2 separate regions of the Homo sapiens genome follow, and region 2 is linked to region 1. Evidence: read pairs that join two places in POLR2A ChIA-PET (ENCODE). Cell type or tissue: PC-9. All regions are shown on one strand. Links, peaks and the distances in the headings refer to the core of each region. The heading gives the core; the rest is flanking DNA.

Region 1 (14,825 bases), core at 5,737-8,236:
CAGGTTACACTTATAGGTAAGTTTTCTTACAGCAAAAGACACAGAGCAAACCCTCCTGCATGTTCTGCTGATGGTGAATTCTTCCAGTTTATGTTTCTCTGAAATATCTTTACTTCACCTTCATACCTGAAAAATAGTGTGGTCTGCTGATAGTGAATCTTTCCAGTTTACGTTTCTCTGAAATATCTTTATTTCATCTTTGTTCCTGAAAAATACTTTTGTAGGCTGTGTTAGCCATTACTTTCTTTCAGCACATTCAAGGTACTATTCCACTGTCTTCTAGGTTCTATATTTTCCTTTTGAGAAGTCAGCTGACAGTCTTATTGTCGCTGCTGTGAAAGTAACTGCCCATTGCCCTCGTCCCCGTCACCTTAGAGATTCCTTGTCTGGTTTTCAACATTTGTACTCCAATGTGTCTTTTGTTGTTTTATCTTCTTTGGAGTTTTTTTGAGTTTCTTAAATTGGTAGGTATTGAAGTCTTTCATCAAATTTAACAAATTCTCTGCTCTTGTATCTTCTGCCCATTCACTTTCTCCTCTTCTTCTGAGATTCTTAATGAAACATATATTAGACCTTATCACTACTATAGTCTCTAGAGCCTATAGTCTATTTTGTATTTTCCATTTGTTTACCTCTCTGCTCTTTATCATGGACAGAGTTGTTTTCCATTCACTAATTCTCTCACCCACTGTACCTAATCTGCTGTCAAACCCATTCAATCACTACTGATTTTAGGTTACTATATTATCTTAGTTTTAGAAATTCATTCTGGTTCTTTTTAAAATCAGCATGTCAGTTTTGGTACTTTTCAGTTCTGAAATTTTTAATTTTATCAACCATGTTTTTGAATACATTATAGTTAAAGTCTGAGTTGGATAACTCTAGCATTTAGAGTGCCTGTGAGTCTGTCACTATTATCTACTGTTTTCTGCTGGTTCCATTGTCTCTTGTGTGCGTTGGCCTTTTTCCTCACGTGTCAGGTTTCATTTGATCCTGCACCTGTTTTTTAAAAAAATTGAGGCATGGGATGATATCTTCTTCTGAGGAATTATCTTTGCTTCTCCCAGGGACCTGGAACCTTTAGCAGAACAGGATGACCTGAATAAGTGTTAAAGATTTTCTGGGCCACCTAGTTGACTAAAAACTAGGCTGAAGTTTATACAAGCTCTGATTTTTTTCTGGTTTGCTCTCACTTTCAGGATTCAACCCTTTGTGACCCCAGGCCAAATAAGATGTGGGAGATTTAACATGGCCCTGACCCTGGCTTCCAACTTCTGTTCCCTTGGCTCACATGGTTGTCAGAAGGGCTGTTCACTTCCTTACACACCTTTTCTGGAATCAGCAAATTCTCCTTGGTTAAAAGTAGCTTTTAAACGCTGGACTTACCAACCTGAAATTTAGTCTTCTCCCAGATCTTGGCCTGGGAAATTCTTAACTACCTTATTTGGTCTCTAACGTATACAACCAGATCTTTAACAACAACAGCAACAACAAAACTTGCCTCATGTTTTCTGCTTTTCTCCATGAGAAAGTCGGTTTAGATTAGCCGATTTTCTATTATCAGAAATCTCTTTCTGCTTCAAGTTATTATGGAATAGTCTCTAAACCTGTCAAAAAGCACTAAGCCTAGAAAACTCATAGGGGAGTTTAGGTAAAGGTGTCAAAACAAAATATTAAAGTTCCGTGTTCGCTATTCCAAAGCATGGAAAAAGGAGGAAGCCTTCCAAATTATTTTCATAAAGCTAACATGTCATTGATTCTGACACTTGACAATGGGAACATGCACATATACAACATGCACACACACAATTTCTGTGATCTTCAGCAATAATTACCATCTCCAGGTAAGTCATTTAGTTTTCCTGATTTTAGGGCACAATCCTCTTGAATTTGGCATTTCATATTCTACAATTTAAAGGTTAAAAATTAAGTGACATACTCAGGCATGGTGGCTCATGTCTATAATCCCAGCACTTTGGGAGGCTGAGGCGGGCAGATCACTGGAGCCCAAGAGTTCAAGACCGCCCTGAGCAGTATGGCAAAACTCCGTCTCTACAAAAAAATTTTTAAAATTAGCCTGTTGTAGTGGTGCACGCTTGTACTTCCAGCTACTTGGGAGGCTGAGATGGAAGGATTGCTTGAGCCCGAGAGGCAGAGGTTGCAGTGAGCCACGATTGCACAACTGCACTCCAGCCTGGGTGACAGAGTGAGACCCTGTCTCAATAAATAAATAGATAATAAATTAACAATAAAGTGCATCTGTGAAGAGCCTGAGCTAAATAAATGTTAGTTTTTCTTCCCCCTAGCCATTTGTCTAAATTATAAGATTGAATGCAGTGTCCAGGTCCCCTGAGAGTCCAGGTCCCCTGAGGGACTGAGTCTGTAGACACTGAGAATAGATGTGTGTGGATGAACATGGGGGTGGCGGTCTCGGGAGCTGCACCAAGGCGAATGCAGACTTTCAAGGAAAAGGTGGGGGACAGCAGATGAGACTGACATTTGGTCAGGCGAAGACTTCGCGGAGCGGGGAGAGTCGCACGCCTCTTGGTACTTGACTAATGCTTAGCTCCATTTCAGACTTATGGGAGAACAGCTGGGAAATGTTGCCAGAGGAATAAACATTGCCATTGTCAACTGTAAGTTACTAAACATTTTCTTTAAACTTCTCTAAAAGCTCTCTGGTCAGATTTTCAAAGGTACCTTGGGTTTTCGAGACTTTTGCGCGTGATTTAGTCTAGGTTTGTATTTTAATGCATTTTAAGATTATATACTCAATTATTTTTACAAGTCTCACTTCACAGATTATTTGTGGTTCTAACAACAAATAAACAACTGAAAACCAAATATAGACTTTATTTTAAAAAAAGAAAAAAACAGAGGGATAGGCCAAAGTTAGGGTTAACACCAGAAGGGCCGCCAAGGGGGTGCAGCCTGTGGTCCTGGACTGAGCCTCTCATTTGCTCCCAGAGTCCCAGTGTCTGCTCAGGGGCTGACACCATAGACCATCTCATCCTTCTGTGTGATAAAAGCCACTGCAACCTCGTGGGAAACAAAACTTGGCCTTTCTCTTAGGTCTGGAATAAAGCTCTCTCACAGTTGCCTTTGAGGGGCCCAGAGGAGAAGGAAAGGGTTTCCCACAACGTCCCTGTGAGTGAGTGGGCCGCATAGCCCCGAGACGTGAGGGCTGTGGAAGTGAAGATAAAATGCTCCCAATCTGACAGCCCTGAAGGAGGCTGTAAAGTAGGAAGTGGGCAGGCTGAGGGGGCTCTGGTGTTTCTGTGGGATGAGGCGGGTGGGCCTGGCTGAGGGGGCTCTGGTGTTTCTGTGGGAAGAGGCGGGTGGGCCTGGCTGAGGGGGCTCTGGTGTTTCTGTGGGATGAGGCGGGTGGGCCTGGCTGAGGGGGCTCTGGTGTTTCTGTGGGATGAGGCGGGTGGGCCTGGCTGAGGGGGCTCTGGTGTTTCTGTGGGATGAGGCGGGTGGGCCTGAGTGAGGGGTCTCTGGTGTTTCTGTGAGATGAGTTGGGTGGGGGAGGTATTAGTGTTCCATCAGGTGTAACCCAAAGCAAACTGGAAGAAAGTTCTAGCACAGCTTCCAGCACTTTCCTTTGACCTGGTTTTGGGGACTCTCCTCAAGGGGCCCGCCCTGTCTCTGCAGGCTGGGTCATTACATCAGTGGTGTTTGCTGGAGATAGACAGGGAAGAAATATTTCCTTCCCCAGGCCCTGGTGCCACAAGTGCGCCCTAGTTCTGTGAACTTTCTTTTAAAATACCATTTCTTTTATTTTCAGATGTAACTGGGAATGTGACAGCAACACGATGTTTTGATATGTATGAAGGTGGTAAGAAAATTTTTTCTGTTAAAATTCAAATGAATTTTAAACAGAAAATTAAGATTAAAAAGCACAAAGAAAAATGTCAACCATTTTTATTTTGTCTACTAGAAAAACGCCAGCAGCTCTCCTGAGTAATCTAGAGTGGTCTTATGTAGATCCTCTTAAACTCTAATTGAATTCATAGAACATTTGAAGGCATCATCTAGAAATGTCTTTTCTTCTGTTAGTTTTCCTCAGTCTTTCTCTTTTTAGCTCTCATGATATAATAAGAAAGAGAAAAAGCCTTTTTTTTAAAAAAAAAAAAAAGCCAAATACATTATATGTAAAATAAAGCCACCAGCATCCAGCCCTAAATATCATCATCCTTTGAAAGCTGTCACGATTACTCCTGGTGACTCACAGTGCTCTGCTGGGCTCAGGGCAAGCATTCCCGGAACCCACGGGTGCCCAGTCTTTCTCGATGGTCTCTCCTTTCTAGGCACTGACTCTTGACTGCAGTTGTTGGCCAGGATATACTATCCCCTCTTATTTTTATATATCAATGAGACTTTCAAAAACAAGTTTTTATAAAGATAGTGAAGACGAAGAATAGAAAACGCCTGCACCCACCCAATAAGAAGGACACAGTTGTACTCTGCAGTTAACCTAAGCAGAACAGTAAATAATGAGCCGCAGCGGTGAGTAACAGGGTTTGAGGTTTACCTTTATTTTATAAGGCATAGATAAGTCTCTTGGCACAGACTTGCCCACGGTCCACATGTCTCGTATTTGAGTTCTGTGGGAGTCTCTCTCCTGCACACGTCGGTGTGTTTGCAAGGCCACTCTGCTCAGTGGTCGTGGTGTGGGTGTGGGTGTGGCCCTTTATCAGTGACTACAGAGAACACTCCACCTGTGCCACACAGGCTGCTGCTTGTTAAGAGTTTGGTGATCTCATTTCTAAGGAGGGTTTTTTTTTTCTACCAGGGGCTCCACTTCTCTTGTTTGTTGGTCAAAAAAGCTCCTTATCTTGACCCCCTTTCACTACTGCCCTGAACACCTATTGCAAGTGTTAGGTTCTTTTCCTTCTACGCTGTGCCACTCACCTCAGATAGTCCCTATGGTACCCCAGTGAATGTTCACACGTCCAGAGCTAGCACACCATCTGCAGGGTTGAGCAGCGAGCGCTGGGACCCCCAAGGATTCAGAATGGACACAGAATGCAGGTGCAGGAGGAAGCCCAGCACCCAAGGCAGAGCCTCAGTGAACAGCAAAGACCCTAAAACTGACTTGCATCCCCCAATAGATAACTCTGGACCGATGACAAAGTTTATTCAGAGTGCTGCTCCAAAATCCCTGCTCTTCATGGTGACCTATGACGACGGAAGCACAAGGTGAGTGGGTGTAGGTCTGTCACAGCGGTGGGCAAGAGAAGCCAGCTGGGGCAGAGGCTGCCAGGGTCTCTCAGTGACATCCTCTGGGGACAAGCAGAAAGTCCAGGAGCAAAGTACTTCTCTAAGGAAAAAGAATGAAAGATCATGACAAAATAGATGGCATTTCTTTAAAAAAAAATTAAATCACTAACCACAGAAGTACTAGAACCTAAATCAAAGGAGTATTTCAAGGAATCAAGACAAAGCCACTGTTGACCATAATTAGGACAGACAAACTAACCTCCGGACAGAAAGCCTAAACCCAGGGTGGCATTAATAGTTACAGCAATGTGAAAGGAAATTGAGATAATTTCCCTATAGAAAGAGGAAAAGAGGCTGGGCGCAGTGGCTCACACCTGTAATCCTAGCACTTGGGAGACCGAGGCAGGCGGATCACGAGGTCAAGGGTTCGAGACCATCCTGGCCAACATGGTGAAACCTTGTCTCTACTAAAAATTAAAAAATTAGCCAGGCATGGTGGCATGCACCTGTAGTCCCAGCTACTCAGGAGGCTGAGGCAGGAGAATCGCTTGAACCCAGGAGGCGGAAGTTGCAGTGAGCCAAGATTGCACCACTGCACTCCAGCCCGGTGACAGAGCGAGACTGTCTCAAAAAAAAAAAAAAAAAAAAGAGGAAAAGAATAAAGAAATACACACATACACATTCAATACTGTACTAGAAGTGGATGTAGCTCAGTGCCTCTCAGAGTGTGTCCTACTAAGTAAACCAAACCTGTGTCTTTGCTGCAGAATGTCTAAGAACCTTCAAAGTGCTTATTTGTGTGGTGAATTTCCCAGACAGGGCTACTGACCACAGCATTTCCCAAATTTATCAGATTCCTTTTTTCATGGAGCATCTTACCAAACTGAAGTTCCTTGGCACATACTTTGAAAAATTCTGACTTAACTCACTTAGAACAATCTAAACTTAACTGTTTACTTTCCTGTCTACCCTCCTGTCACTTCCTCTAAATCTTAATGTTTGCAGTGGCAGTATTGTTTTACATTTCTTTTTCCTTTTTGATGTGGACTTTTCTGATTATGAAAAGGGGGCAGTTTTGGCATTTGCTTTCATCTTTCAGCAACTTCTCTCCACCTTATTTTGTGGTCACTAAACAAGGGGCAGAGCAATAGCCGAAAATTGTATTGGCTGAGTGTGAGCCTGAGATTGAACCCCAAAGCACAAGGGCTTTCCAGAATTGAGAAGTAGAATTCTGTGCCCCAAACTGGGGCCTAAAATGGCTCTGGATGTCCAATGGTTAACTAGAAATGTGACATTCTCAAGAAGCATGTGTGCCTCTTAGCTGCCACTGTGTGTCATGCACTGCAGCAGGAGATGAATGTGTTTAGAAACCTCCATCCAAGGATGCACAGCGTAACACATCCAGAGCAGAGTTCCTCTCCTCTCCACGTCTCCCTGAGATGCTCACATGCTTTTCCCTTTGTCCTGCAGACTGAATAACGATGCCAAGAATGCCATAGAAGCACTTGGAAGTAAAGAAATCAGGAACATGAAATTCAGGTCTAGCTGGGTATTTATTGCAGCAAAAGGCTTGGAACTCCCTTCCGAAATTCAGAGAGAAAAGGTGAGTGGTTTTAAAATGTCCCTTCCCACCAATGGTGAGTATAGTAAATGCTGTGCCTTGAAAACGTTCCTGGTGGGTTATAACTCCGTCTCCAAACATAAGAGTTGTGTCAGCTGTTTCCATGAGATCAGCATTAGATCCGGACAGAAGTTTCAAACTTCTCCAATCTCTTTCAAAGTAGAAAATTCTGAATGGGCTGTTGGTATTGGTTTTTCACCATGCTGCAGCCAACATGGTCTGTCCTGGGCCTCTCCTTCCTTGGGCAGGAGGTTTACCTCCCCAAGCTCCTGCTATGGGGAAAGTAAGAGAGCTCACCTCTTAGGATGGCTGAGAGCATGAACAGACATGGTGAATGCAAAACACTCAAAACAGGCTGGACACCAAATCAACACTGCACAAATCTGGCTTCCATTGCTGCTGCTGCTGCTGTACTAACTGGGCACGTGATTGATTCTAAGTCCCTCCCTTTATGGCCTTTATTTATCAAAGAGAAGTAAAGAGCAAAAGAATGGCGTTCTCACTTATTAACCACTAAGTCTCCTGTGAAAATTCCAACTGAGGGTTTGCAAAATGTGTGGGAGTAACAAGCTGAGCATCCGATGACAATCACAACATCCTGGAGAATTTCAGAGGGTTCTGCTCTCCAGGAAAAGATGCTGCAGTAACCGGTGCTGCAGTAACCGGTGCAGAAGAGGAGGAAATTGTGCTGCATGACCAAGGCGCGAGACTTCCCCACTATACCTTCTGAGGATAAGGGCCTCCTTTCCACTTAGCCAGAAATTCCCAGAAAGCAGAGATTTCTACATCTCCAGGGTGTGCAATAGGCCGCTTCTGATTTCAGGCTCTGACATTTGGTCCCAGTCTGCCTCCTTGTGCTGTGGATACGGGTCTGGGAAGAAAGACAAGCAACAGAAGCAGCTCGGCATCTTCTTGTTGCCATGACCACCTGAGGTAGAGGAGAAGGGGGCTGGATAAGGTGCGACTTCAGCGCAGGCCACACAACCAGACAACTTGGAACTGGTTCCCAGGAAACCCTAGACCTTCTGTGACCCCCTCTAGTCTCATGTTCCGGAGGCCCGGAAACCATGGTTATTTTAGCATGCATCTACACAAGCATGCTTTCCCCTTGTGACTTCATGTTCCTCTAGAGCCAGGAAGCCAGCCCTGCAGAACGTGTAGGGAATGTTTCCCGGGGCCCTGGCCTCGACCCCTCCTTGCTTATGACTGTGCCTGGGCACTTGCATGCACAGTGAGCCCTCATGGGTCTGCCCTAACCGAGAGGCACTCCCTGAGCTCTGATTGGTGGGGCTCCTTGGGCCCCACCACTGCCTGGACCCACACTGAGGGCAAGCTGAACCAGCCACACAATAGTGAAGCCGGGGCTTACGGTCCTGTGTTAGTTTTGCGAGGGGACGTCGTGTGATCTTAAACAAGTCACGTCACCTCTCTGGGCTCCAGCTTTCCTGCCTCCTCCAGGGCCAGCAGCTGTGCTGCAGTGTGCACCCCATTCTCCCCGGGATTTCCTCAGGCTGACCCTGGGGAGCGAATACTGGGTCCCCATCTCTCCGATCCCTTGTGTGATCCATGCCACAGGCTGTCGTCTTGAGAATGTCCAGGCTTTATCCAGCTGGCTGTGTGGTCTTGGAAAGTTATCTAACCCTCTGTGCTCAGAATCATCACCTGTGAGAGGTGAATAAAGATAGTTCCTGCCACAGAAGGGCTCCTGAACATGAAAGAAGAGAAACACATGGATCTCAGAGTGGAGTCCTGTAACCCAGAACAGCTGGGCCTTCCTGGAGCTCCCCGGGTCCTGCCCCACCAGCCCACCCCAAACCCAGATCCCTCCGCACAGCTTCTGCAATCAATGTCTCTCCCAACTTGGGTCTCCCCAAAAACCAGTGATGTCCAGGCTGTGCGCAGGACAACTGAACCAGCTTCTCAGAGGGTGGGGCCTGGCCTGGAGATTCTGATGCACGGGGAAGGGAGCCTCCTTGCGTGGATCTCCAGGAGAAAATGGAGGCCCTGGTTTCACATACACACCCACACTTCCCCTTAACAGCGTCCTCCGACTTCTCTGCTCCTTCCCCGGCTCTTACCCTGTTTTCCTCCTCCTCTTTCCTTCCTTCCCAGTTCCACAGTCTCTTCAGCATCTCCAGGGGCCTTGTCCCACCTTATCTAACCACCCCAGCTTATTTAACTAGCAAGGGCGGCGGTGAGCAGGTACTCCTGGCAGCCCGGGCGTTGTGCCACACAGGGACCCCCCCATGCACACGAGCGTCTGTGGTTATTATTACTACCAATGGTGCGGTTCTCCAGCTGATTTATGAGAGTGTCCAGACTGTACCAGAAAGGCTGGCATGTGAGGCTGAAATCCTTTTTAACTCAAATGTTAACATCTCATCAAACAGGTTCTTCATTAATGTTTAAGTCGTAGAAAACAAAAACCTCATTGGAATTGCACAGAGGAAGTTGTAGTCCTTCCTTATGATTTCCTTCATATGAAAGAGTTTCTGGAGCAGGAGAAATCAAGAAAAAGACTGGACGTCAAAGCCAGGGCTGAGTTTAGAGAATTGGAATGTGTTTGGAAATGGTGGCTCCAAGTGAATTTCAGGAAAATGCCTGTTTTGCCCACCTGTGTCAGCTAAAAGTTATCCAAGTTACTACAGGAGTATAAAGACGAGACCTAAACACAGCAAGCAGTCAGTGCTGGAGAGTTACTAGAGGTTCTGTGGTTTGGGGGCGCTAAAGGATGTTTGCTCAAATGTTGGTGAGGTCTGGACTGGTAGCCAGGGCTTCAAGACAGGTCTTACCGAGACCTTGAGAGAAGTGCCACTGGAGGAATCATTTGTGTCTGTGTTACTTTGGCTATTCAGACTTGCAGGTGGTGTATTTCCCTAAGGGTGGTGTACCCATGTTGGGAGGGCCTCCTGAGTCCTCAGGGGTCTCCCCAGCCCCATGTTCACTCCCACTCCACCTGCTATTCCAGGAGTCAGCTTTCTAGGCACAGCGCCTGGGCCACTCTCATGCAGAGCCTTTAATGACCCCACTACCTGCTGAATTGAATTTTAAAGTATAAGGAACTTCAAAGATTATTCCATCCAACCTCTTGGTTTTATAGGAGGAAGGAAACTGAGAAATAAATAAGGACAGGAGTCTTGGAAGTGAGGGTAACCTGGTTCAGATCTGGACTTGGCCACCCCGACTGCATGACCTGAGTTTGGCACTTCATAGGCCTGCGCCTCTTCTGCACCCTGAACTGTGGGTAGCGGAGCCTGCCTTGCTCCCTGTGTGTGTGACAAGCATGATGCAGCAGGAGGAGCCATCATTCTCATCGCCTCCAGCATGGTCTGAGTCTTGTCTCTGGTGATCCTAACTGGAGCACAGACCCTTGTCTTCAGCCCCACTCAGCCCCTCCCATGCTTTGTGTGCTCAACACTCCAGCAAAGCCTCATGAGTGGCTGCTCTTACCATACCCTGCAGCGCTTTGCCACTATGCTGGCTCTGTTCAGGTCTCGTCTTTATATTCCTGCTGTAACTTTCCACATGTGGACCTCTGCACATGCCTCCCTCCATGCAGGGGGTGCCTTCACAAAGCCTTAAAGATCCACCTCAAGGCTGTTTCTTCTGAGAAGCCTCTCTGGCCCTGCCACTGCTGCCCGTAATGCCCATGGCATTTTGTACCTTCCCTGAGAAAGAAAGGGAAGGGAATGGAAGGAAGGAAAAAGGGAAGGGAGGGGAGGGGAGGGAAGGGAAGGTGCATTATCACATTAGAAAGGAAGAAGTACTTAGGCCAGGCGCAGTGGCTCACCCCTGTAATTGCAGCACTTTGGGAGGTCAAGGCAGGCGGATCACGAGGTCAGAAGTTCAAGACCAGCCTGGCCAACATGGTGAAATCCCGTCTCTACTAAAAATACAACAAATTAGCCAGGCATGGTGGCGGGCGCCTGTAATCCCAGCTACTCAGGAGGCTGAGGCAGGAGAATCGCTTGAAACCAGAAGGCAGAGGTTGCAGTGAGCCAAGATAATGCCACTGCACTCCAGGCTGGGCAACATTAGCGAAACTCCATCTCAAAAATAAATAAATAAATAAATAAATAAATAAAGGAAGAAGTAAAACTATTTCTGTTTGCAGGTGACATGATTTTATGTATACTAGGCTGGTGCAAAAGTAATTGCACCAACTTAATGGAAATCCTAAGAGGTCCACTAAAAAACTATTTGAACTTATACCAAGTTTAGCGAAGTTGCAGGATACAAAAATCAATGGAAAAACTCAATTATACTTCTCTTTACTTGCAATGAACAACCTGAAGATGAAATTCAGAAAGCAATTGTATTTATAACAGTATCAAAAAGAATAAAATTCCTAGGAATAAAGTTAACGTAGGAGATGCAAGACTAATACACTGAAAACAATAAAACATGTTGAAAGAAATTGAGGACTTAAAAAAAGATATTCCATGTTCATGGGTCAGAAATTTTAATATTGTTAAGATGTCAATACTTTCTTAATTGATCTACAGATTTAACACAATTCCTACTAGAATCCAAGTTGATATATTTTGTAGAAATTGACAAGTTCATCCTAAAATTCATATGGAAATTCAAGAGACTCAAATAACAAAAACAGTCTTGAAAAAGAACAAAGTTGCAGGGCTCACATGTTCCAATTTCAAAACATAACACAAAGCTGCTGTGATTGAGATACTGTCACTCTGGCATAAAGATGGGCATACAGAGAAATGAAATAGAATTGAGACTCCAGCAGATGTGCATGTTCTCACATTTTTGATCAATTGACTTTAGGCAACAGTGCCAAGATTATTTAATGGGGAATGAATAGTCTCTTCAACAAATGGTATTGGGAAAGCTGGATATTCACATGGAAAAGAATAGACTTGGACCCTACCTCATACCATATACAAAAATTAAGTAACAATAAATCAAATACGTAAATGTAATGGCTAACACTATTAAACTCTTAGAGGAAAACAGAGGCATAAATTTTTGTGACTTTGGTTTAAGCAATGGTTTCTTAGATATGACACCACTAACAACAAAAGAAAAGTAAGTTGCCCTTCAGCAAATTAAAACTTTTGTCCTTCCAGCAAAAGAAACTATCGAGTAAACAGACAACCTTTAGAATGGGAGAAAATTTTTGCAAAGTACGCATCTAACAAAAGTCTAATATCCAGCATCTAAAGGAACTTAAACAAATTTACAAGAAAAAATATCCCATTAAAAAGACAAAGGACATGAACAGACATTTATCAAAAGAAGACATCCATGTGGCCAACAAGCATATGAAAAAAAGCTCAACATCACTGATCCTTAGAGAAATGCACATCAAAACCATGATGAGATGCCATCTCACACCAGTCAGAATGGCTATTATTAAAAAGTCAAAAAATAACAGATGCTGGCAAGGTTGCAGAGAAAAAGGAATGCTTTTACACTGCTGGTGGAAGTGTAAATTAGTTCAACCTTTGTTGAAGACATGTGGCAATTCCTCAGAGACCTAAAGACAGAAATACTATTTGACCAGCAATCCCATTACTGGGAATATTCCTAACAAATTATATTTGTTATAAGTAAAATTTAATATTCAAAAAGCAAAGGAATAGAAATTGTTATATTATAAAGACACGTACTCACATATGTTCATTACAAAACTGTTCACAATAGCAAAGACATGGAGTCAACCCAAATGCCCATCAATGATAGACTGAATAAAGAAAGTGTGACACATATTCATCATGAAATAATATGCAGCCATAAAAAAGAATGAGATAATGTTCTTTGCAGGGACATGTATGGAGCTGGAGGCCATTATCCTTAGCAAACTAATGCAGGAACAGAAAATCAAGTGTCACACATTCCTACTGATAAGTAGGAGCTAAATGATGAGAATACATGGTCACATAGAGGGGAACAACACACAATAGAGGGGCCTATTGGAGGCTGGAAGGTGGGAGGAGAAAGAGAATCAGGAAAAATAACTAATGGATACTAGGCTTAATACCTGGGTGATGAAATAATCTGTACAACAAACCCCTATGATGCATGTTTACCTATGGAACAAACCTGCACATCCTGCACGTGTACCCCGAACTTAAAAGTTAAAAAAAAACTTTTGTGCTTCAAATGATACCTTATAGAAAGTGAAAGATAAACCACAGAATGGGAGAAAATATTTGCAAATAAAGGACCTGAATCTAGAATACATAAAGAACTCTTACAACTCAATAATAAAAAGACAAATAACCCAATTTAAAAATGGACAAAGTTGTGAATAGATTTTGCTTCAAAGAAGATATACAAATGGTCAATAAGCACATGAAAAGAAGCTCAACATCATTCATTTTCAGAAAAATACAAATCAAAACCATAATGAGATATCCCCTAACACTTACTAGGTTGGCTATGATTTTTAAAAAGACATAAGAAGAAGTGCTGGTGAGAATATGGAGAAATTAGAACCCTCATGCACTAGTGGAGGAAATGTAAAATGGTACAGCTACTTTGGGAAACATTCTGGCAGTTCCTCAAAAAGTTAAACATACAGTGGCCCTATGACCCAACAGTTCCTCTTGTAGGTATATACCCAAGAGAATGAAAACATAGGTCCACACAAAAACTTGTGCACAAATGTGCATAGCAACATTATTTATAATAGCCAAAAAATGGAATCAACCCAAATGTTTGATTAATGGGTAAGAAATGTATATATAAAATATGGCTTAGCCATACAATGGAATATATTCAAATACGTAAAGAAATAAAATTCTGATACATGCTACAATATGGATGAACCTTGAAAACAGGCTAAGTGAAACAAACAAACAAACAAACAAACACAAAAGGTCACATATTATGTGATTCCATTTATATGAAATTTCCAGAATGAGAAAATCCACAGAGTCAGAAAGGAGATTCGTGTCTGCCTAGGGTTGGGGGAAAGGAGATTCGTGGCTGCTAATGGGCACATGGCTTCTTGTTTGGGTGATGAAAATGTTTTAAAATTGACCATGGTGATGGTTGCACAGGTCTGTGACCATGCTAAAACCATTGAATTGTACACTTTACATTGGTGGATTTTACTATGTGAATTATATCCCAGTAAAGCTGTTATATAAAAAGGGATATATTACTGGAATTCCAAGGTTATTAACAAAATGCACCTTACTTTAAGCATCAAGTTAAGGTGCTCTATTATCTGTGAAAGAGTTGAAGATATAGAGGACTAAACCCACTTCGGGATGAATACATATTTGCTGAGGAAGGAGCTATACAAGGACTCTGGGAAAAAAATACATACACACACACACACACACACACACACACACACACACACACACACATAGTTTTACTCCCAGAGTTGAAAACTAAACATTAGAGCTACACTGTCCAATATGGTAGCTACTAGCTAAATTTACATTTTATACTTAAATTTATTAAAATTAAATAGAATTCAAATTTTGGTTTATCGGTTGCCCTATTCATATTTCAAGTACAGATGCTCTTCAGCTTACATCCCAATAAAAGCATCGTATTTGAAAATATTGTAAATTGAAAATTTACATGTAGCATACCTAACCTACCAAAGATGATAGTTTAGCATAGCATACCTTAAACATGCTCAGAACACTTACAGTTGACTGCAGTTGGGCAAAATCACCTAACACAAAGCCTATTTTACAATAAAGTATGGAGTGTCTCATGGAATTTATTGAACACTGTACTGAAAGTGAAACAGAATGGTTGTGTGGGTCCTTGGAGTATAGTTTCTACTGAATGCATTACCTCCTTTGCACCATTGTAAAGTTAAACCACCATGAGTTGGGGACCATCTGTACTCCATAAGCAAGTGTGGCTAGGGGCTACTCCACTGGACAGGTAGATTATAGAACATGTCCATCATTGCATAAAGTTCTAGAGCTGTATTAACACCTGCTTCAAATATTATTAAGAAACACGGTATAAATATATGGGTAGAAGA
Region 2 (14,825 bases), core at 7,403-9,902, 98 kb after region 1:
CTGACAAAGAACAGCCTCTGTGAGATGCATGGATAACATCTTCCTATCGACCTTCATGTTTTTCTGGCATGTCACATGTTTAAGTTTCATTCACACTGGGAAGGTACTGAAGAGACATGAACTAATGCCCAGCAGTAGGAAGGGACGGGTTTAGCATTTGTAAAGATGGAGCATTAATCACATTTGTTGACTGTTTAAAGAAAGATAAATAATGTTATTGACAAACCGTGATTTTGAATTAGTTGGGATTAGGTTGGCTGCTTGCAGCAGAAAACTCAAAATAACTGTGTGCCTTAGCCCTTGCTGTATAACAAACCCATCTTAAAACTAATGGCTTGACCACTTTTATTTCTCATGATTTGATGGACCAGCTGGGCAGTTCTTCTCTGGGCTAGCTGGGCTGGGGCTGATGGTCCAGGATGGCCCTTGGCTGGAGTGACCGGGCCTTCTGTCTGTGTGGTCTCTCACCCTCCAGAAGGCTAAGCTGGACTTATCAATGTGGGTGGAGGGGTTCCCAGCAGCAAGAGAGGGCAAGACCCGACATCTAACACCTTTCGGTCTCTCCTGACGTGGCACTGTGTAACATCCCCTTAGCCAGAGAAAGTCACGTGGCCAAGCCCAATTTCAAGGGACCGATTTTCTCTCTCTCCATGGAAGTGACGAAGGCACCCTGTAAAGTAGCGTGCATACAGGGATGGAAGGGAATGTGGATGCCATTGTGCCAGCAAGTTGCTGAGACAGCGGTCTAAACAATGTAGAGGCTTTCTGTCCCTCTCATATAAGTCTGAAGGCGGGCAGACCAGAGCTGATTGGGGATTCCAATGTCAGGAACCAAGATTTATTCTTCTCCCATTTCTTCATTGGGTGTGGCCTCTGTTTCCAAGGCCCCCCCGTGACTTAGTCAGCAAGTCCGCTTTGAAGCCAGCTGGACCATGGCAAGGGGCATATCTCTGCCTTTGTAAGCACACTTTCTGGAAGTTGCACATAACATTTTCACATGGCCCATTGGCCAGAACCCGATCTCATGACCACATGGCAGGTACATGGATATTGGGGGAACAATTAGTGGACCATAACCACTGATATTTCCTAAGTTCTAAATTGATATCAAACATCCCAAAAAGGCATTCTAGATTTAGAAAAGAGTAAAGTGGTGTTAGCCAACAATTTGATGAAACAAATTCATATCCTAAAATTCATTAAGGAGGAAGGAGCAAAATAAAATCTCTTAATGGGATGTTAACAGCCAGTGCTTATCTTAGCTAAAATAAGCACATTTCCCCATATAATTTTCCAGTTTATATTTTAGGCATTTCCATATATTTTTATTTGTTTTTATTTTGCTTGGTTGCTAATTTCCTACTGACATCAATGAGAAGGATTTAGGAATGCTACCAGGAAGAACTTCTTGCCTCCGCCCAGCTTTGGACTGGTCTAAGTGGGTGTCACTCATGGTGACGTTCTCACAAGGTCTCTCTACACACAGTGCTGGCCAACAGCAGGGAAAATACTGAGTTATCCTTTGAGATCTCTTTTATCCCAATCACAGAAAATTGAATCTGCTCCAAATATGCTTTTATCCATGACTCGCAGAGAGGAGAAGATGCTTTCAGAGTATTCACCATCATGAGATCCGTTTATCCTAAGCTCTGTTTGGGTTTGATTTTCCCTGTCTCTTTTCTAGCCCAGAATGCCATCGCCGGGGAAGGAATGGGAATCAGTCATGAGCTAATCACCCTGGAGATCAGCTCCCGAGATGTCCCGGATCTGACTCTAATAGACCTTCCTGGCATAACCAGAGTGGCTGTGGGCAATCAGCCTGCTGACATTGGGTATAAGGTCAGACTTCAGACCCATTCTGACCTTGGCCGTGGCGTGGGGATGGGGGAGTGGAGGGGTGGGAGGAGAAAGAGGGTACTGTATTAGAGTAACCGTGAGTCCAGAGCTGAGTTTTGGAGTTAGTATTTGGAGGTGTGAGTGGGGAATTTAGAGAGCCCGTTGGTCACAGTCTGTTCTGTCAAGTTGAATGGAAGCTTCTTTGGAGAAAGTGAGGCCAGTGGGCACAGTTGGAAATGTGTTCTGTGTATTTGTTTTATGTTTTATGCAATGACTTGTTTTTGGTTATATACATTTTGCAGCATATCTAAAGTGCTGTGTATTAGGAAGGGGTCTTATGTGGGAAGAGAGCATTAAAAATAAGTATAATGGGCCACACACAGTGGCTCAGTCCTATAATCCCAGCACTTTGGGAGGCTGAGGCAGGAGGATTCCTTGAGCCCAAGAGTTTGACAGAAACCTGAGCAACATAGTGAGACCCCCTTCTCTATAAAAGAAAGGTTAAAAAATTAGCCAGGTATGGTGGCGTGCACCTGTCAGCTACTAGGAGGATTGCTTGAACCAGGGAGGCTGTGATGAGCCGTGATTGTGCCACTGCACTCCAGCCTGGGCAACAGAGCAAGAATCTGTCTCAAAACAAAAAACAAAACAAAACAAGCAAGAAAGAAATAGGTATAATGATATTTTAGTATCAGTGAATCTCACTTTACAGATTAAAGATTTAGGGGTGAAGTGGGGTTTTTTGGCCACCATTTTTCATTGTGACCATCAGATCTGAGGTCTTAGGGGTTAATTATCTGAAACTTCATGGTTTTCCCTGAGCCTATAGCTCTGCTTCTGCCACAGATAATTTATTTTCTCATAATTCCAGCTTGGTACCTCCAGGGTTGTGTTTGTGGGTTCATTTCTCCAAAGTTACTTCTTTTGGGGGAAATACCCCTGGGACTCTTAGGGCCTAAAGCAAGTGCAAGGTCAGGACTTGTCTCACCTCTCACTTGCCTTTGCCATACTCACGAGTCACCTCCTCTCATTTCCTTACAGATCAAGACACTCATCAAGAAGTACATCCAGAGGCAGGAGACAATCAGCCTGGTGGTGGTCCCCAGTAATGTGGACATCGCCACCACAGAGGCTCTCAGCATGGCCCAGGAGGTGGACCCCGAGGGAGACAGGACCATCGGTGAGAGTGGGGGAGCCCCACTGTGCTCAGTGAGAATGGGGGAGCCCGCCTGTGCTCGGTGAGAATGGGGGAGCCCACCTGTGCTCGGTGAGAATGGGGGAGCCCGCCTGTGCTCGGTGAGAATGGGGGAGCCCGCCTGTGCTCGGTGGTCTGCCAGTGGGCAAGCGTCCCTCCAGTCTCCATGGGCTTTGCTCAGTGGGGACCTGCCTCCACTAAGACCTGCTAAGGGAGCAGGTTTGGTGCCCACCAAGGCCAAGTGAAATGAGCTGCTTTTGACTCTCACTGGCTAGGTTGCCTTGTAAGCCTTATCTACTTGCTCAGAAAGGCACAGTGGGCTCGGAAGCAGGTCAAACTCAGGAGGCACATGGTACTCATTAAGAATGCATTTGAGATGGGATGTCCATAACTCAAGGGATAAACAAAACGTGGCGTGTTCTACAGTGGACCCGGGTGAAGGAGCTTGGGGAGAGCCACATGCTGTTCTGGGAGGCATCCCTGCCTTCACGCGGCTTGTCGTGGAGTTCTTTTCTGGAGCGGGGCTCCACTGCCCCCATGGTTCTGCAGGGGCTATGGCCTGTCCTCAAGCAAGGATGGGAGGAAACCCTGGGAGGCCGGGGGCGTGAGCAGTTGTTCGTTCACCTCTGCCTCGTGACTGAGCACGTTCTCTCCCCAAATACATCTGGCTCGCAGGAATCTTGACGAAGCCTGATCTGGTGGACAAAGGAACTGAAGACAAGGTTGTGGACGTGGTGCGGAACCTCGTGTTCCACCTGAAGAAGGGTTACATGATTGTCAAGTGCCGGGGCCAGCAGGAGATCCAGGACCAGCTGAGCCTGTCCGAAGCCCTGCAGAGAGAGAAGATCTTCTTTGAGAACCACCCATATTTCAGGTGCGCTTGCCTGGGTTTCATCATGGATCAGTCCAAGCCCAGGATGTCAGGCCTTCCAGGGGACAGTGGCAGCCGTCCCACAGATGTGTGGAGTGTGTGTGTGTGTGTGTGCGTGTGTGTGTGTGCGCGTGTGTGTGTGACTATGCTTGTTCCCCAACAAGGACTATGGAATTCACCTAGAAGAATAGGAAGGGGATTACAAAATACTGCCAAGAAAAAAAAAACTAAAAACCAATCAAAATAGGGAGAGAACAATGTACAATAATTTACGTAGCATGGTGCTGGAACCATATTTTATAAAAACATAAATAGAAGAGAATAGGAAAAAAGTAGAAAGCCCAGAAATAGACCTAGATATATATATTTGACACATGATAAATGCAGCATTTCAAATCAAATAGTGGACTATATCAGCTTGAGTATCTATTAGTGGTGTTAGGATAATTAATATTTGGGAAAAAACTAAAATACTGCCCTTACTTATCTCATTATACCAAAATAGTTAAAGTTTAAAGTTAAATATTAAGAGGAAGCAATAAGCATCTCAGAAGAAAGGTAGGTGAATAGTTTATAAGATTTTTCTATCCCTCCTACCAAAAGTGACATTTTTTAAAAGGAAAAGACTGACAAATTGGTAAGATTTAAAATGATGAGACTATGTAGAGTTGTAAACATTCTTACATTCAGTTCTCCCAGAAGCCTACAGAGAGCCATTACTCAGAATTCCAGGAATATCAAATGGAAACTTACATCCTGTTCTGCACATTCACAATTGCCAGAAGATGAGATGATTCAGTGTCCATTGATGGATGGATGCAGAAAGCAATGTGGTCTGTACAAAAACATGGAATACTTTCAGCCTTAGAAAGGAAAGACATTCTGACACATGCTACAACATGGATGAAGCTTGGGAACATTCTACTAAGTGAAAGAACCCAGTCGTAAGAGGACGGATACTGTCTGATTCCACTTAGCTGAGGTCCCTGGAGTAGTCAGATTCATAGAGACAGAAAGAATGATGGGCACCAGGGGCTGGGAGAGAGAGAATGGGCAGGTAGTGTTTAATGGGGCCATTGTTTCAGTTTGGGAATATGAAAAGTTCTGAAGACAGACAGTGGTGATGGTTGCATAATAGTGTGAATGTACTTAATGCCACTCAAGTGTACTCTTAAAGATGGTTAAATGGTCAATTTTATATGTAGTTTACCACAATTTAGAAAAATTGACAGAGAAACTGAAGCTTAGGTATGAGTATACTCACAAAAAGGCACAGAAACTCATGCTTCACTGCTGCCTTTATCCTAAAATGTCCTATAAAATGTGGGAAACCCTGTAATAACTCACTCTGTGAGCACAAATTTGGATCGAGTGAGAAGATACTTGACTTCCTTCCTCCAGGCAGCCCATGGTTTAAGTTTTTATCTTGGACAAGATATCTTGTGTCTCTTCTCCTCAGTGTTCTGCTACCCATTTATCTCAATATGCTTCAATGTATTTGTATGAAGATATGTCTGTATCCATTATGATCACCTACACATATTACACATAGAAGGGGGTATGTGTTATAAAAACATATCTATACATGTCTGTGTATTTTTGTGATGACCAAGTCTATAGTCAGACACCATGATACACATTTATTATATCAGCTGGAAGAGCTCATTCCATATCATTGTGGAAATATCCTAGATTGCTAAAATTCAGTCATAATCCTATTCAATCCAGTTCTGAGTATTTGTTGGGTACCAACTGCAAGACATTCCATCCAGTTGTAAGCAACTGAAATTTGCCTTGACTTTCCCCAACAGCAAAAAGGCAGACATGCGTGTTCTGGCTACATCAAGGTGGAAATCGGTCCTGTGTTCTCTTCTAGGGATCTGCTGGAGGAAGGAAAGGCCACGGTTCCCTGCCTGGCAGAAAAACTTACCAGCGAGCTCATCACACATATCTGTGTAAGCACGGGCAGAGCTGTGGGTTCTCTAAAAAGAATACTACGACCGCAGAGCTGAACCTTGCTGGCTTCTTAAACATCACTGTACACACAGATCTTCTGAGGATCTTGTTAAGATGCAGTTTCAGATTCTGTGGGTCTGGAGTGGGGCCTAGAATTCTGCATTTCCAGCAAGCCCCCAGACAATGTGGATATTCCTTTTCAGGGGACCACAGTCAGGGGGAATGCTGATAGACTATATCTACTGGGCCAAAATAAAAATTAAAATCTTATGCACAAGCTACTAACTCTTCCTTTCTCATTGACAACCACTATTATAATGTCTTAGTCATTCTAATGAACATATTTTTTAACTTCTAAAAGCTTTGTAAAAGCTCTCTGTGGTTCTTTTTAAAAGTCTGCCTGAATATAGTGTCTTCCTTTTTCAAATTTTCTTTTCTTTTCTTTTCTTTCTTTTTTTTTTTTTTTTTTTTTTTTTTGAGACAGAGTCTCACTCTGTTGCCCAGGCTGGAGTGCAGTGGTGTGATCTCAGCTCACTGCAACCTCTGCCTCCTGGGTTCAAGCAATTCTCCTACCTCAGCCTCCTGAGTAGCTGGGATTACAGGTGCCCACCACCATGCCTGGCTAATTTTTGTATTTTTAGTAGAGACAGGGTTTCACCATGTTGACCAGACTGGCCTTTTTCAAATTTTCAACTCAGCACCAGAGTGCAAGGTCTTCCACGTGGTCCCCAGGAATGCGGGTGCATAACAGGGTTGTTTCCAGCCGACCATGATGAGTGCAGAGCTCTCTGGGGTCCCACTGTATGCAGAAAGAGGATGCTTCCTTATTAGATTCCCCACCTCGAGCAAGCCCATGGGGATTGATTTTTTGCCTCTGCACCAAGTCAGGTTCATAAGTTCCCGTTCGAATTTTCTTACCTAGACAGATGCCCTTGTGGCTGAGCCGGGCTTCATTGCTGCCTTCTCCTTGAGCCCCTGCCTGGCCACTGTTACTGGGGCTGGCCTCTGACTACCCCTCACTAACTTGTGAGTCCACCGATACATTTAAAGGTGCAGCTTTCACATGTCAGCTGGCATTTTTAGATGTTTGCCGTGGAAGGGTGAGCCAGCATATGGCGTCAACCGTATTGTTAAAAACATAAGTCTCTGATCACTTTTTATTGATTGCAAGCAACATAAAAGTTGTTGAATCTCAAATTGCTCCAAATGCCACTTTTTCAGAACCTACTAGACAAGTGGATCTCTCCAGTCTCCCTCCAGAGAGTTTACCTAATATGACCACAGAGGAACTGCTCCCGGGTCACTCTGCCGGGGCCTAGGACCCATGCACAGTGGGTGCCACAGTGCTGCTCATGAGGCTGCTGTCGCAGGAGTGGGGAAGGGGGAAGACCTGGGCAGAAAACAGTGCCCCCAGTGTGTGCCCCCCTGCACCTCCCCCGGGTCTGGAAAAGCTTCCTTTTAGAGGAAGCCAGGAAGTCAAATGGCCCACACAACTCCTCTGCAGAGGGAGGCCCGGGACCTCCTTTTCATTCTCTGTTCATCTTTACACATTTCCATTATTTTCTCTCCATTTTCCTCAGAAATCTCTGCCCCTGTTAGAAAATCAAATCAAGGAGACTCACCAGAGAATAACAGAGGAGCTACAAAAGTATGGTGTCGACATACCGGAAGACGAAAATGAAAAAATGTTCTTCCTGATAGATGTGAGTGTTGCCAGCTGCATGGAGCTGGAGAAGCACATGTCATGGTCAAAAAAGGGACCCTGGGCCTTATGCACTTCCTTCTTCACTCCCCCAAGGCTGATCCAAAGACATCTGGCCCGTAGCACTCAAAGGGTGGACAGGGCTGAGGGAGGCAGGGCAGGGAGTGCAGATGTGGGGGTGGAGTCAGCAGCGAGGGATGCTCAGGCTGCGTTGTGCCTACTCTGTCACGAGCATCACCCAGATCCCTAAGGCAGTAAGGGGTGGGATAGGATTTTCTAGTGCCAAAACCTCTTCTTTCCCCTGATCCACAGTGTCCCATAAGAAAGCAAAGAATGACTCCCCACCCTCCACATAGGCACGGCCTCCAAATGACCTTGACACTTGGATTTGAAGTCTATCCACTTATACTGATGTTTTTCTTCTTGACAGAAAGTTAATGCCTTTAATCAGGACATCACTGCTCTCATGCAAGGAGAGGAAACTGTAGGGGAGGAAGACATTCGGCTGTTTACCAGACTCCGACACGAGTTCCACAAATGGAGTACAATAATTGAAAACAATTTTCAAGAAGGTGAGTGTCTTAGTCCCTTCTTTTGGGCTGCTACAACCGAATACCTGAGACTGGGTCATTTATAAACAGTAGAAACTTATTGCTCATTGTTCTGGAGGTGAGAAATCTATTCTTAAGGAATCAGGAAATTTGGTGTCTGGTGAGAGCTTGTTCTCTGCTTCAAAGATGGCACCTTCTAGCTGTGTCCTCTCATGGGATAAGGGACGAACAAGCTTCCTCGGACCTCTTTTTTACAGGGGTACCACAGGCATACCTCAGAGATATTGTGGGTTCAGTTCCAGACAAAAAGAATATTGCAATAATGCAAGTCATATAAACTTCTTGGTTCCTGGTGCATAAACAGTTCATTTATGCCCTACTGCAGTCTATTAAGTATGTAATAGCATTAGGCCTAAAAAATATGTATGTACCTTAGTTTAAAACACCTTATTGCTAAAAAATTGCTGGTACAGAAACAAAAAGTGAGCATGTGCTACTGGAAAAAAATGGTGCTGATTTGCTTGACATGGGATTGCCACAGACTTTCAATTTGTAAAAAATACGGTATCAGTGAAGTGCAATAAAACAAGATATGCCTGGAATGCCATTATGCGGGCAGAGTGCTCATAACCCAATCCTTCCTAAAGGTCTCCTCTGTTGATACCATCACACTGGGGATTAAGTTTCAACATAGGAATTTTTAGGGGACACCAACATGTAGACCATAGCAATGAGTCAATACCGTGGTAAACCTGATACGTTGGCTTAAGACAGAGAAGAGTGGGGCAGTTGGGGAGGATGGTCAGGATAAGGAGCTAGTGACAACTAAAGCCATGTTTGCTCTCTTCTATATCACTGAACCCAAATGACCATCCACTGATGAATTGATAAACCAACTGGCTTGTGTCTGTGTGTAGCGGTTGGCTTTGGCTGTCATAACAAAGTACCACAGACTTGGGGGGGCTTAAACAGTAGAAATTTATTTTCTTACAGTTCTGGAGGCTGGAAGTCCAAGATCAAGATGTTGGTGGAGCTGGTTCCTTCTAAGGCCTCTCTCCTTGCCTTGCAGATGGCCTCTTCTCATTGGGTCCTCATGTGGTTGTCCCTCAGTGTGTGTGTCCTCATCTCCTCCCACAAGGACACTAGGCAGATGGGATGAGGGCCCACCCTAGTGACCTGATTTCAATTTAATTACCTCTTTGCCTGTCTCCAAACACAGTCAGATTCTGAGTTTCTGAGGGTTAGGACTTCAACATTGGAGTTTGAAGAGGTCACAACTCAAGCTCAGCCCGTAACACCAAGTCCTGGAATATTTCCAGCCACAGACAGGCACAGAGTGCTGGTCCACAGCACCCCATGGATGAACCTTGAAAATGTCATGCTGAGTGAAAGAAGCCAGCCACAAAGGCCACACGGTCTATGATTCCATTGATAGAAAATGGCTAGAACAGGCAAACCCAGGCAGGCAGAAAGCAGAATAGTGGCTGCCAGGGGCTGGGGAGGGAAAAGTGGGAAGTTATCACTGATGGGTGATGGATGTGGGGTTTGGGAGTTATGTCTGGGGATGGTCGCACAACTTTGTGAATATACTAAAATTCACTCACCCATACACTTTTTTTTTTCTTTTTCTTTGGAGACAGGGTCTCACTCTGTTGCCCAGGCTGGGGTGCAGTGGCTCAGTCTCGGCTCACTGCACCCTCTGCCTCCCAGATTCAAGCGATTCTCCTGCTTCAGCCTCCACCTCCCTAGTAGCTGGGATTATAGGCACCTGTCTAATTTTTGTATTTTTAGTAGAGATGGGGTTTCACCATGTTGGCCAGGCTGGTCTCGACCTCCTGACCTCAGGTGATCACTGGCCTCAGCCTCCCAGAGTGTTGGGATTACGGGCGTGAGCCACTGTGCCTGGCCTGAACCATATATTTTTAACAGAGTGAATGTTATACTATGTAAATGACATCTCAATTAGAAAAATCCTTATGGGAAAATATTTCCTGACTAAAAAAAGTGTTCTAGATTACCACTCAAAAAGGAACTCAAACCCTCTGAACTTCTGATGGGGCTAACTCTCTCTAGTGTGGATTGTTGGGAGTACAAATCATTCCAAAAGTTTAAAGAAAAATGCAGCATCTTACACAGTGAACAGTGCTACTGTATCACATTCATACAAGTTGATGTGCCTGGTTTACTCTGTTATCCCATTTGACTTGTAAACACTTTCTACACATGGCAATACTTTCGACACATGAATATGTGATGTATTGTTAATTCCAGAAAGTGTTCATGCTCATTTCTAATGGGCATGCAGTTGAGGGCAAGGAGTGTATTATGGTACAATTTCTTTGGTAAAACTAAAATTGGATTCACAAAACTTCATACTCGAGTACGTTTTTAAGAAGGGGTCTTGGCCGGGCACGGTGGCTCACGCCTGTAATCCCAGCACTTTGGGAGGCCGAGGCAGGTGGATCATGAGGTCAGGAAATTGAGACCATCCTGGCTAACACGGTGAAACCCCGTCTCTACTAAAAATACAAAAAAATTAGCCGGGCGTGGTGGCGGGTACCTGTAGTCCCAGCTACTTGGGAGGCTGAGGCAGAAGAATGGCGTGAACCCGGGAGGCAGAGCTTGCAGTGAGCTGAGATCACGCCACTGCACTCCAGCCTGGGTGACAGAGCGAGACTCTGTCACAAACAAACAAATGAAAAAAAAGGGTCTTACTCGAAGTTTCTGCGTATGTGGGTTCCTGGCATCGTACCTGGCTCTGCACTCCCCTTCCTGAGATGACTAAGGAAAATTATCTTCAGATCTGGTTTTGTGTGTGTGTGTGTGTGTGTGTGTGTGTGTGTGTGTGTGTGTGTGTGTAATCCCTGGATATTTTTAGTTTACCAGTTAGATTTGATTTGATACCACTTTTTCTTGCCATTTATATTTTCAGAAAATTTAGAATGGTATTGTGTTTAGAAAAATGTGCAAGATTATTTTTGTAAAATAATTTAGAGGGTTTTTTTTCCTGCTATAGGCCATAAAATTTTGAGTAGAAAAATCCAGAAATTTGAAAATCAGTATCGTGGTAGAGAGCTGCCAGGCTTTGTGAATTACAGGACATTTGAGACAATCGTGAAACAGCAAATCAAGGCACTGGAAGAGCCGGCTGTGGATATGCTACACACCGTGACGGGTGAGTGCTCAGTTTCACCTCTGAGCATTGATTTCTAAAGAAAGGAAAGGTTCGAACCAAAGCCAGCACCAAACTTCAGCACTTTCCTCCTGGGGTGCATCCCACACCAACGAGCAAACCTCTCATTCTCCAGATGCCAAGTTGGTATTCAACAATTCAATTCAATTCTGACACTAACTACCCTCAGTCAGTGTGGACCCCATAGCTTAAGGGCTCAGTTCCACAACACTGGCCCCAACTACAAATGCCGGTCACAAGTCCCAGACCTCCTATTCTTCTGATGGACTGTTTATAAATCAAGGTTCTTGCGACCCATTCCTCAGGTCAACCAAGAACTCTGGAACACACTTCACTGACATTTACTGGTCTATTAGAAAGGATTTGATAAGGGGCACAAATGAAGCTGTTGGAGAGGCACATAGTAGGGGCCTGAACACAGAAGCTTCTGTCCCCACGGGGTTGGGGGCACCATCCTCATGGCACAGAGATGTGGTCATCAACCAGGGAGCTCTTGGAACCTCACCGCGGAGAAGGTTTTATGGAGGCCTCATCATGAAGGCATGATGGAGGATTGACTCAATCTCCAGGCCCTCCCTCCTCTGTGGAGCTGGAAGTTCTAAGTTTCTAGCCAAGGCTTGGTCTTTCTAGTGCCCGGCCCCAATCCTGAAGCTATGTAGGGGCCCACCAGGCATCATCTCTTCAAAACACGAGATACTCCTAAGGCTGGACATTCCAAGAGATGTAGGGGCTCTATGTTAGGAAATGGGGACAAAGACAAAATATTTATATTTTTCCTATCACACCACACCTCCCCCCTGCTCCACTGCTATGCTGGCTTCACACTCAAAATCGGCTGTTTATTTGAAATCTCCGAGGAGTAAAGCCAATGGTTCCATAACTGCACGTGTAGATGTGTTTGGAACCTTTTGGAGTGCTGTAGGAATCTAGGTGTGTCACGGATAGGTAGGAAACTAGATCCTACTGTGGATCCACTCCCTTCTTGAAATGCTTTGCTTTCTTGGTTTTCCAGGTATTAAATCTCTATTCTTCATCCTCTCCTTGACTGACAGTATCCTTACTCACACTTCAGCTGCCTCATCTTAGCAGTAATTAATAATCACTCATGGATCCATGAACTAAGGAGCTGGAGATAGCCTCAGAACAGCTCATTCAGAGGTGTATTTCCAGTAAAATTGACCTTTTAGCCCTGATAATCATATACCAAAACCTGCAATCATGTTGTTTTGGTCCATTGTAGACTCTTAACTCATTCCAGAGGAAAGTTTATAATACTTAGAGCCTTATAGTCATAAAAATCAACATAGATATACCTATTTCTTTTTCAGAAATGTATGACATGGAGATCAATAAGAGGTTTTCAATCATAAAGATACTATACCTTGTATTACAATAAAATTCTGTGAGGAAGTAGAATAGAAATGAGTTTCAAAAATAAAAGATAAATAATATAAATTTTTTAATCTAAGAGCTTGTTCTTGTATTTTTTTCAAATGGATAATGTAGACACTCAAATTCCATTGATATATTTAAGAGTGATTTGACTTATATTAAGAGTTGTATTATAAAATATTAATATTTATAATTTAAAAGAAATTACATTCTTTGCAGCTATTTAGGATAAAAAGTTTAAATATCAAATAAATGTATGCCAGGGGTCATTTGCTTTTAAGATTCTTCCAGCAAATTATTAAGCAAAAAGAGCATGCCTTGCTTTTTCATGGTAAAGAGAAGAAGGGAGCGGGGAGAGGGGAAACTTTACTTCATACCATTTGATCCTCATATTTTTTTGCATCTTAAGAAGAGAACAAATGATCCTACCAATATTGAACTATTTTTCTCTCTTTGATTAGATATGGTCCGGCTTGCTTTCACAGATGTTTCGATAAAAAATTTTGAAGAGTTTTTTAACCTCCACAGAACCGCCAAGGTAAAACCAACCATGTGTTGTTTAAAAAAAAAAAAGAAAAGAAATTAAGCTTGACACTAGAAAATAGATTTCTTGGATGAGGATTATTTCAACTTTATTGTATACTTTTAGAACAGCAAATAACATCACTCACTAGTGCTTCTTCTGATGTTACCGGTGATGTCTGGTTAAAAGCAATAAAGGAGGGAGTGCTTAAACGCACAGAACAAGAGATCCACAGTTAGCGGAGAAGATTATCACATCTAAGGGCAATGGCTCCAAATCCAGAAACTCACTGAGGAAACTACATATAAAAATAGAATATTTCTGGCCCGAGTGGGCATGATGAGCCTGTAATCCCAGCACTTTGGGAGGCTGAGGCCGGTAGATGACTTAAAGCCAGGAGTTTGAGACCAGCCTGGCCCACATGGCAAAACCCCATCTCTACTAAAAATACAAAAAAGTAGCTGGACGTGGTGGTGCATGCCTGTAATCCCAGCTACTTGGGAGGCTGACACTTTAGAATTGATTGAGCCCAGGAGGTGGAAGTTGCAGTGAGCCAACATTGCATCACTGCACTCTAGCCTAGGCGATGGAGCGAGACCCCGTCTCAAAAAAAAAAAAAAAAACAAACAAAAAAACTTTCCATCCAGAGTGAGGAAAGAGCCTACAGGAAATGAGCCTGGGGGACAGACTGGGCCAAGAGACCAGACTTAGCCACTCTTAGAAATAGGTGTCCCCGGCACAGATGAGGAGCCTGGCCCCATGATTCACCAGCTGGAGGCCTTGGGATGTGCCACTTCCAGCCTGTGCCCCTGACTCCTCATTCATAAAAGAAGACTGATAAGGCCTTCCTCAGAAGGTTGAGATGGACGTGGAGTAAGATGTTTAGGATGCACCTGCCACTGTGCACTGTGCCTCTCCTCAAGGCCTGGAGGGTCCAGGGGTGAAGTTTCTCCTCCTCAGGTTTTGGCAACCAGTTTCTCTAAACCCCGGGAACATAAAACATAATTTTCTGACTTAAACATGGCTTTCCTGCTCATCCCTGTGGATTATCTGATGGATATGACAATCCTCGCCATCAGATATAGAAGCCCCTAAAAGAGAAAGGAAAGAAGCTGAGTTACGGGGCCTGAAAGCAAGCCTGTGCAGGTCCCCAGGCCCCGGGATGGGGGTCCGGCCCATCTGTGGCTCAAGCCTCCTGGGAAGCTCTGACCCTCAGCCAGGGCTAGAAACCTGCCTTAGATACACCAGGGCGCGGCCCAGAGGGCTGTTCCAGGAAACGTGCTGTTTCACTCACGTTGGGTAACCTGGTATTTACGGACTTCTTACCTACTTTCCTGTGACTCAGGAATTTGTGTCTTGAGGGAAACTGTATTTATTTATTTTTTACTGTAGTCCAAAATTGAAGACATTAGAGCAGAACAAGAGAGAGAAGGTGAGAAGCTGATCCGCCTCCACTTCCAGATGGAACAGATTGTCTACTGCCAGGACCAGGTATACAGGGGTGCATTGCAGAAGGTCAGAGAGAAGGAGCTGGAAGAAGAAAAGAAGAAGAAATCCTGGGATTTTGGGGCTTTCCAGTCCAGCTCGGCAACAGACTCTTCCATGG

Evidence for each region. Peaks named below come from ENCODE experiments on the same cell type or tissue, not always from the same donor. Only the 100,000 strongest peaks of a DNase experiment are listed, where the experiment ranks them.
Region 2: POLR2A ChIA-PET joins it to region 1 with 27 read pairs; 2 of 35 experiments call an interaction of 5 or more read pairs at or near these places.

Annotation. Positions count from the first base shown.
Region 1 is chr21:41,341,899-41,356,723 of GRCh38, forward strand. FAM3B (FAM3 metabolism regulating signaling molecule B) reads left to right here. Exons shown (of 8, transcript NM_058186.4): 4 at 2,578-2,636; 5 at 3,788-3,838; 6 at 5,115-5,202; 7 at 6,694-6,826. Among named protein-coding and RNA genes, the nearest start is that of MX2, 13 kb to the right of the region's middle. In PC-9, for the core only: no CTCF peak of the experiment used is centred there; no DNase peak of the experiment used is centred there.
Region 2 is chr21:41,438,010-41,452,834 of GRCh38, forward strand. MX1 (MX dynamin like GTPase 1) reads left to right here. Exons shown (of 17, transcript NM_002462.5): 8 at 1,685-1,839; 9 at 2,878-3,016; 10 at 3,707-3,905; 11 at 5,779-5,857; 12 at 7,439-7,561; 13 at 7,991-8,132; 14 at 11,128-11,286; 15 at 13,158-13,234; 16 at 14,612-14,825. Among named protein-coding and RNA genes, the nearest start is that of MX1, 19 kb to the left of the region's middle. RefSeq lists an enhancer at 14,186-14,825. In PC-9, for the core only: no CTCF peak of the experiment used is centred there; a DNase peak (open chromatin) is centred at 8,782.